2 separate regions of the Homo sapiens genome follow, and region 1 is linked to region 2. Evidence: read pairs that join two places in POLR2A ChIA-PET (ENCODE). Cell type or tissue: GM12878. All regions are shown on one strand. Links, peaks and the distances in the headings refer to the core of each region. The heading gives the core; the rest is flanking DNA. Region 1 overlaps MAP3K19 (mitogen-activated protein kinase kinase kinase 19). Region 2 overlaps R3HDM1 (R3H domain containing 1).

Region 1 (4,375 bases), core at 376-4,375, 670 kb before region 2:
CAAATACCTGATAACCCTTGGCTATCTTGGCTCTTCATATTAAGGAAGATAAAATATGACTCTAAAAATATGACTAGAAGTTCTCTATGTATATTGCTATTTACCTGTTGGTGGGCTTCGCTGGGTTAATCTGGTGAAATGCTTGTGTTTCAGGGAACTTAAAAATGTCAGTATCGGTAGGTTTATTTTCTGGGGTTATTAAATCTCCAGAAAAGAATCTTCCAGTCTTTTGGCTTAGTAGTATAAACGGGCTGCTGGCCATATGGGAGCTAGGTGGGGAAGGAGGATGGATGCAATCTCTCTGTCAATATTCAGACTTAAGCCTGCAGGTTGAGACCTGATTCCCATCTTTCACTTTGTATGTTGTTACTAAGTCCAGAATTCCTCCAGCTCAAATAATCCTCCACCAAATCTTCCTGCCTTCTGTGAGGGTGGGGAAGGAGTAGTGATGTAGTTACACAGAGTGGAAGTAGAATGTTGGGGATCTCTCTGCTCCTTATATACATTTTCAACCAAACCCTCCTGTTTTTCAACCTCATGCTAACTCCCAACGTCTGCAGTACCTGGTGCCTCTAATTCCTGGGCTTTTCCATGGTTCTTTGCAGTACATCATCTTGATTCTCATTAATATCCTTTCTCTGGAAATTAGGTTTTACCATTCTCCATGCTGCAAAATCATTTCTCACTTCTCTATCCACTTTCTGACATTTTATATTGTGACTTGGGTTTAGCAATGTATCCTACCATGTTTCACTAAATCTAAGATGTCCTTGATTAAAAGCTACACTGTTGTTTTATGTACCACTAAAAATGACAAAACGGTACCAATTTGACAGTGACAATTTTAAGATGTCTGACTTCAAAGAGGTTAAAATGCAAAGTACACATCTTAGAATTGATAGTAGTTTAGGCCGGGTACGGTGGCTCATGCCTGTAATCCCAGCACTCTGGGAGGCCGAGGCAGGCAGATCACCTCAGGTCGAGAGTTCAAGACCAGCCTGACCAACATAGAGAAACCCCGTCTCTACTAAAAATACAAAATTAGCCGGGCATGGTGGCCCATGCCTGTAATCCCAGCTACTCCAGAGGCTGAGTTAGGACAATCACTTGAACCCGGGCAGCGGAGGTTGTGGTGAGCCGAGATCGAGCCATTCCACTCCAGCAGCCTTGGCAACAACAGCAAAAAAAAAAAAAAAAAAAAAAAGAATTGATAGTAGTTTAATTGAAGAAAGAAGCTCAACATATATATTTTTTTAAGGGATTGGGCCTCTTGTTGGCCAGGCTGGAGCATAGTGGCATGGTCTTGGCTCACTGAGGCCTCAATTTCCTGGGCTCAAGCAATTATCCTGCCTCAGCCTCCTGAGTAGCTAGGACTACAGGTATACACCACCATGCCCAGCTAATTTTTAAAAGTTCTTGTAGAGACAGCTCTTGCTATGTTGTTCAAGCTGGTTTCAAACTCTTGCCCCCACAAAGTGATCCTACTGTCTTGGCTTCCCAAAGTGCTGGGAGTACAGGCATAAGCCACTGCACCTGGACCAGATCTTTTTTCTTTTTCTTTTTCTTTCTTTCTTTTTTTACAAAGATGTGAAAGTAAATCAGTGGAGGAAGTATGGTCTTTTCAACAAATGATAGAGGAACAACAGGCAAAAATACGTACCTCGACCTAAACCTTGTACTTTGTAAAAATTAACTCAAATTCCGCTGGGCGTGGCGGCTCACACTTATAACCCCAACACTTTGGGAAACCAAGGCAGGCAGATCACCTGAGCTCAGGAATGCGAGACTAGCCTGGCCAACATGGTGAAACCCCATCTCTACTAAAAATACAAAAATTAGCCAGGCGTGGTGGTGGGCACCTTTAATCCCAGCTACTCAGGAGGCAGAGACGGGAAAATTGCTTGGGAGGCAGAGGTTGCAGTGAGCAGAGATCGTGCCACTGCACTCCAGCCTGGGTGACAGAAGTGAGACTCCATCTCAAAAAAAAAGAAAAAAAAAAGCTCTAATTGGATTATGACTCTAAATGTAAAATGTGAAACTATAAATCTTTTAGAAGACAGCATAGGATAAAATTGTGTCCTGGGCTTCGGTGAACAATTCCTAGTCACAAAAATCATGATCCATAAAGAAAAAAATGGATGTTGTTTTTTATCAAAATTTAAAACTTCTTTTTAATAAAACATTAAAAGGATGAAAAAAAGTCAAATTATTTTCTTGACTAGGAGAAAATATTTTATGAAGCATATACCTAGAATATATAAAGGCTTCTCTAAACCTATCAGTTAGAAAGCAAATAATCCAATTAGAAAATGGCAATGGTGGCTCATGCCTGTAATCCCACTACTTTAGGAGGCCGAGGCAGGAGGATTGCTTGAGGCTAGGAGTTCAAAAAATTTTTTAAATTAGCTGGGTGTGGTGGCATGTGCCTGCAGTCCCAGCTAGTCAGGAGGCTGAGGTAGGAGGATTGCTTGAGCCTGGGAGATTGAGGCTCCAGTGAGCCATGTTTATGCCAGGGCACTTCGGCCTGGGCAACAGAATGAGACCCAATCTCAAAATAAATAAAAAATTTTTTGGACTTTTTTTTTTAACCAATAAAATATAGAGTAGTAGGATCTTTATTTGGGATATGTTAATTTTTATAAACATTCAAAAGGTACAAATGAGTAAACAGTGCAAATTGCATCTCCAGTTCTCTCTCTGTAGGCAATCACTGTTGCCAGTTTGTTGTACATCTTGGGTCTCATTCCACGGTTTTCTATGGGCTGCAATGCTTGTTACTAATACTGTTACTGTACTATAGGGGACTTTTTGTAAAGTCATTCATCATAGACAGAATGATAACCAGGGCCACGAGGAGGCACCTCCTTTTTGGTACCCTGTGATGGGTTTGATATGATCAGATTAATGATCTCCTTTTCTTTTCCTTTTTTTTTTGAAATGGAGTTTCGCTCTTATTGCCCAGGCTGGAGTGCAATGGCACAATCTTGGCTCACTGCAACCTCTGCCTCCCTGGTTCAAGCGATCCTCCTGCCTCAGCCTCCTGAGTAGCTGGGATTACAGGTGCCCACCACCAAGCCTGGCTAATTTTTTGTATTTTTAGTAGAGATGGGCTTTCACCGTGTTGGCCAGGTTGGTCTTGAACTCCTGACCTCAGGCGATCCACCTGCCTTGGCCTCCCAAAGTGCTGGGATTACTGGCGTGAGCCACCGTGCCTGTCTCTTTCTTTTTTAAAAAATTGAGACAGGGTCTTGCTCTGTCACCCAGGCTAGAGTTCACTGGTGCAATCATAGCTCACTGAGGCCTGAAACTCCTGGGCTCAAGTGATTCTTCCACCTCAGCCTCCCAAGTAGCTGCGACTACAGGCGTGTGCCATCATGACCAGCTAATTTTTTTTATTTTTAGTAGAGATGAGGTCTCTTTTTGTTACCCATGCCAGTCCAGAACTCCTGGCCTCAACAGATCTTCAGCCTCACAAACTGCTGGAATTACAGGTGTGATATGATTTGGCTCTGTGTTCCCCAGCAAATCTAATCTTGAATTGTAATCCCCACATGTCAAGGGAGGGACTTTGTAGAAGGTGATTGGATCATGGGGGCGGTTTCCCCCATACTGTTCTTGTGATAGTGGGGGAGTTCTCACAAGATCTGATGGTTTTAAAAGTGGCAGTTTCCCCTGCACTCTCTCTGTCTCTCCTACCACCTTGTGAAGATGTGCCTGCTTCCCCTTTGCCTCCCACCATGATTGTAAGTTTCCTGGGGCCTCCCCAGCCATGTGGAACTCTGAGTCAATTAAACCTCTTTTGTTTATAAATTACCCAGTCTCAGGTAGTATCTATAGCAGTGTGAAATGGACTAATACAAGGTGTGGACCACCACGGCTAGCCTAGACTTCCTTTTCAATATTAATGTACATAAAAAGGAAGGTACATTTGATTATTTAGTATGGATTCAGCTGAAACAATATTCTGTGGTACTGGAGACACATAGACACACACACACAGGCACGCTCACCCAGAGTAAAGAACTGAATATTTGTGTCCCACCAAAATTTATATGTTGAAATCTTAACTACCAATGTGATGGCAAGTAGGAGGTAGGGCCTTTGGGAGGTAGATTATGAAAGTAGAGTCCTCATGATGGGATTAGTGCCTCTTATAAAAGGGACCCCAGAGCACTAGCTAGCTCTCTGTCCATCAAGTGAGCATATGAGAGGTTGGCAATCTGCAGTCCAGAAGACAGCCCTCACCAGACTCAAACCTGCTGGCACCCTGATCTCAGACTTCCAGGACTGTAAGAAATAAATTTCTGTTTATAAGCTACCCAATCTATGGTACTTTGTTATAGCAGCCAGAACTGACTAAGACACACACACATAC
Region 2 (4,399 bases), core at 288-4,287:
TTCAGAAAAAAAAAGGGTTAAAGAGTTGAATAGAAATTTATCCAGAGAAGACATACAAATGGCAAACAGGCCAGAGAAAGGATGCTTGATATCACTAATCATTAGAGGAATGCAAATCACAACCGTAATGAGATATCACCTCACACCTGTTAAAATGGCTGTTATCAAAAAAATCAAAAGCTATTAAGTATTGATAAGGATGTGGAAAAAAGGGAACCCTTGTAACACTGTTGTTGGGAATGTAAAATGGTGTAGCTGCTATAGAAAACAGTACAGAAGTTCCTAAAAAAAATAAAAATAGAACTATCATTTGATCCAGCAATTCCAAATACTTCTAGATATTTATGCAGAAGAATTGAAATCAGTATCTCGAAGAGAGATTTACATCTCCATATTCATTGCAGCATTATTCACAATAGCCAAGATGTGGAAACAACCTAAATGTCAATTGGTGGATGAGTGGATAAAGAAAATGTGGTATGGCTCATTCCTGTGATCCCAACACTTTTTGAGGCCAAGGCATGAGGATGGCTCGAGCCCAGGAGTTTGAGACCAGCCTGAGCAACACAGGGAGACCCCATTTCTACAAAAAATTTAAAAAGTAGCTGGGTATAGTGACAAATACCTGTGAAGCTAGTCTACTCAGGAAACTGAGTTGTGGGAAGATAACTTGAACCTGGGAGGTCAAGGCTATAGTGAGCCATGATTACGCCACTGTATTCCAGCTTAGGCGACAGAGCCAGACCCTCTCTGAAAGAAAAAAAGGTTATATATGTACTGTAATGGAACATTATTTAGCCTTTAAAGATGGAAATCCTGCCATATGTAACAATGTTGATGAACCTTGAGGACATTATGTTGAGTAAAATAAGCCAGTCACAGGACAAATACTGCCTTATTCCACAGTATGACCTCTAAAATAGTCAAACTTGGCTGGGCGCAGTGGCTCATACCTGTAATCCCAGCACTTTGGGAGGCCAAGGCAGGTGGATCACCTGAGGTCAGGAGTGTACACCAGCCTGGCCAACATGGTGAAACTTCATCTCTACTGAAAATACAAAAAACTAGCCGGGCATGGTGGTGCCGGTAGTCTCAGCTACTCAGGAGGCTGAGGCACAAGAAGCACTTGAACCTGGGAGGCAGAGGTTGCAGTGAGCCGAGATAGTGCCACTGCATTCTAGCCTAGGCAACAGGGCAAAATTCTGTCTCAAAAATACAGAAAATAAAATAGTCAAACTTGTAGAAGCAGAGAGTAGAATGGTCATTGCCAGGGGCTGCAGGGAGGGGGAAGTGGAGAGTTACTCTTCAGTGGATATAACATTTCTTTTATGCAAGATGAATGAACTCTGGAAATCTGCTATACTACATTTTGCCTATAGTCATATTGTGTTGTACACTTGAAATTTTATTAAAAGGGTAGCTCTCGTGTTTAAAACAAACAAAAAAAGAAAAACAGTTATGGTGTCTTTGAAGGATTTGTGACATCCATTTTAATAGTTCACATGTCTTTAGCACTTAACCTGTTTCTGAGCTCTGTTCCAGATCATTGTAATGAGTGAATACTTCTCCAAAAAGCAAGTATGAAAGCTTGAAGAAATCATAGAGAATCATTAGTTTATCCTTAAAGCAACAAATATTTTTATTTTGGCTCTTACTCCCAATTAGACTAAATGTAGTAAGATGTGAATTTTTTTAGTGTGACTTTTTTCCTGATTAATATGTTTTCTGTGTAACATGAATCTACGTCATTGTTCTTTTCTGGCTCGTCAAACCAATACCTTTTCAATGACACTACCTTTTTGGGTTTAAGAAAAGTTATCTTTTTGTTTACCTCACTGAATTTGAAGTCTACATTTTTACAAGAACACTCAGCTGAGAAATGAAAAATAAATCACATTAATTTTCAGAGTTACATAAAGAAAAATATGTGTAGCAGATTCTCAGTATTTGTAGACTTTGTATTTGCAAATCTGCCTATTTGCTGAAATTATTTGTAACCCCTAAATTGATACTTATTGTACTTTCTTTTTCATTCGTGGACACGTTCAGTGTGGCAAAAAAGTTTGAATCATCAGGCAAGCACATTCCCATCTGAGGTCAAACAAGGCACATGCTGCCTCCCTGTTTCAGTTCTTCTATTATAAACAATTGTCCTTTTCAGTCTATTTAGTGCCACGTTGTTCACACTTTTTGGGTTTTTGTTTGAAATGGCTCCCAAACAATGCTGATTTTCTGTCTTGTGTTACTAAGCACAAGAAAGCTCTGCTGTGTGTTCAAGCATGAGTTGGTACTGGCCATCAGTTCAGTGTTAACGAATCAACAATACAGTACATCCAGAAAAAGAGGAAATTCACAGATGTGTATGTGAGGCCACTCTAGAAAGTCCTAAAATAACATCCGAAATAGATGACAAAGTTATGAAAAAGATGGAAAGGCAGCTGGATTGGTGGATTCATAAGATGATGAATGAGTTTATCTTCCTGTTTTGGGGGATTTTTTTTTTCCTTTCTCTTGGCTTCTCAATATGATAACCAAGTTTTTAAAAAACCATAGTGGACAGCATTGTTGTGAAACTGAAAGCCAAAGAAATTCATGATCATGTTACCCAGGGTCAGGAAAATGGTAAACACTCCTCAAATAGTGTTTTGTTATCAAGAAATACTGCGAAGGGCCAAGGACGGTGGCTCATGGCTGTGATCCCAGCACTTTGGGAGGCCGAGGCGGGTGATCACTTGAGACCAAGAGTTGGGGACCAGCCTGGCCAACATGGTGAAACACCATCTCTACTAAAAATACAAAAATTAGCCAGGTGTGGTGGCGGGCACCTGTAATCCCAGCTACTCAAGAGGCTGAGGTAGGAGAAACACTTGAACCCAGGAGGCAGAGGTTGCTGTGAGCCGAGATGGCACCACTGCGCTCCATCCTGGATGACAGAGCGAGACTCCTTCTCAAAAAGAAATACTGCAGAGTTTTTACATTTCTAGAATCTCATTTGTCTTCACAGTGTCCTTCTAAAAAGGATAAGAATATGTATTTGTTTTTATTTTACATGTAGACACTATGAAATTTCAACCCTATATATCTTCATTTAATTGGTCTGGCCCTGATCTTAAGCCTGAGCAACATTATTTTTTGATGCCCTCCAGGTGATTCTAGTGGGAGCCAAGAATTGAAACCCTCTGGCCTACACTAACCAGCCCTTTAGTCTGGTTTTTATTCATGCCTTCAGCTGTCCACAAGTAGCTATAGCCCAGTAAAACTTTACACATTAGCAGAGAAGTCATGATGTCTATCACTGTTTATTAGTAGATTTTCATCTGAAATCCAGTATCCTGACATAAAACTATAAATTACTACATATCAACAAGTTTATAAATTTCTAGATCTTAGATGGAAAGTGTATCTTAAACTCTAGGTTACAGGGTCTTGATCCATACAGTCTTACTATGTTTTAGATGCTAAATGGACTCTAGTAGCCTTCATTTTATTACAAGATTATAAGGAATAAGATTCCTATAAGAACACAAAGTGAGTCTTTGTTTTGAAAAATGTCTTACTTAGCTTGGGTTGCTTAGCAAAATTGTTTTCTTACAGAGGTTCCTTGTGTAGAAAGGTAGAATTTGAATTATTATGTCTACTTTCAGCTCATCCTTTCAGTTCACTGAGGCAACTTTGTGTTTGGATTGGATTGTGTTGTTACTTATCATTATGAAGATTGAGCACAGCCTGATACAAGTCAACATATACTGTCACTTTAAGCGAGCAAAGTACTAGTCAGGGACACTAATTTTACAACAACTCATGAGATTTTTCTCAGTCCTTAGTGTGGAGAGAAAATTAGTTTGATACCAGCAGCCTTCAAAAGTGGGCAAGTGAGTTGGATATCTTCAAAATGCTCTCATTTTTACCGGTTCTTCTCCTATTTTCCCTTTCATTTTCACTATTTTTATCTTGAAATTCAAAACGATAATACCTTTGTCTTTGATCTATATTCTCAAAGGGGTAGCATACAGACAGGAACTTGAAAAGACTATAGCCTTTTTTTAAGAACCTTTAAAAAATGTTTCACAGAATCTTTATGAAATTATGAAAAAGAAAACCTACTTTTAAGTCTTTTTCCCTTTTTTCTGTCCACAGTCTGTTTTTCCTCATTTTTGTATCCTAGTATTTCTCTAGTGTCCCTTTTGTCCTACTTGTGATACCTCTCTTGTATTCATTTTATTTCTCCTAAGCTTCTAGTTTGACATTTTCAGTTTTTTGTTTGCCTCAGCTATCCTTTGAAATAATTGTTGATAATAAGTCTGTCGATCTGAACTATATCTTTTGGTAAAGTTTTACTTCTCTCGTTATTAAAAATGAAGTTACTAACAGCTTAGAGAAATAAAATGTAATAAATAAA

What was found. Peaks named below come from ENCODE experiments on the same cell type or tissue, not always from the same donor. Only the 100,000 strongest peaks of a DNase experiment are listed, where the experiment ranks them.
Region 1: POLR2A ChIA-PET joins it to region 2 with 8 read pairs; 3 of 35 experiments call an interaction of 5 or more read pairs at or near these places.

What each region holds. Positions count from the first base shown.
Region 1 is chr2:135,017,101-135,021,475 of GRCh38, forward strand. The region is part of intron 5 of MAP3K19 (mitogen-activated protein kinase kinase kinase 19); the gene reads right to left. Among named protein-coding and RNA genes, the nearest start is that of MAP3K19, 28 kb to the right of the region's middle. In GM12878, for the core only: no CTCF peak of the experiment used is centred there; no DNase peak of the experiment used is centred there.
Region 2 is chr2:135,685,986-135,690,384 of GRCh38, forward strand. All of the region lies in intron 21 of R3HDM1 (R3H domain containing 1), which reads left to right. Among named protein-coding and RNA genes, the nearest start is that of MIR128-1, 23 kb to the left of the region's middle. In GM12878, for the core only: no CTCF peak of the experiment used is centred there; a DNase peak (open chromatin) is centred at 2,175; H3K4me3 peaks cover 775 bases; H3K27ac peaks cover 2,372 bases.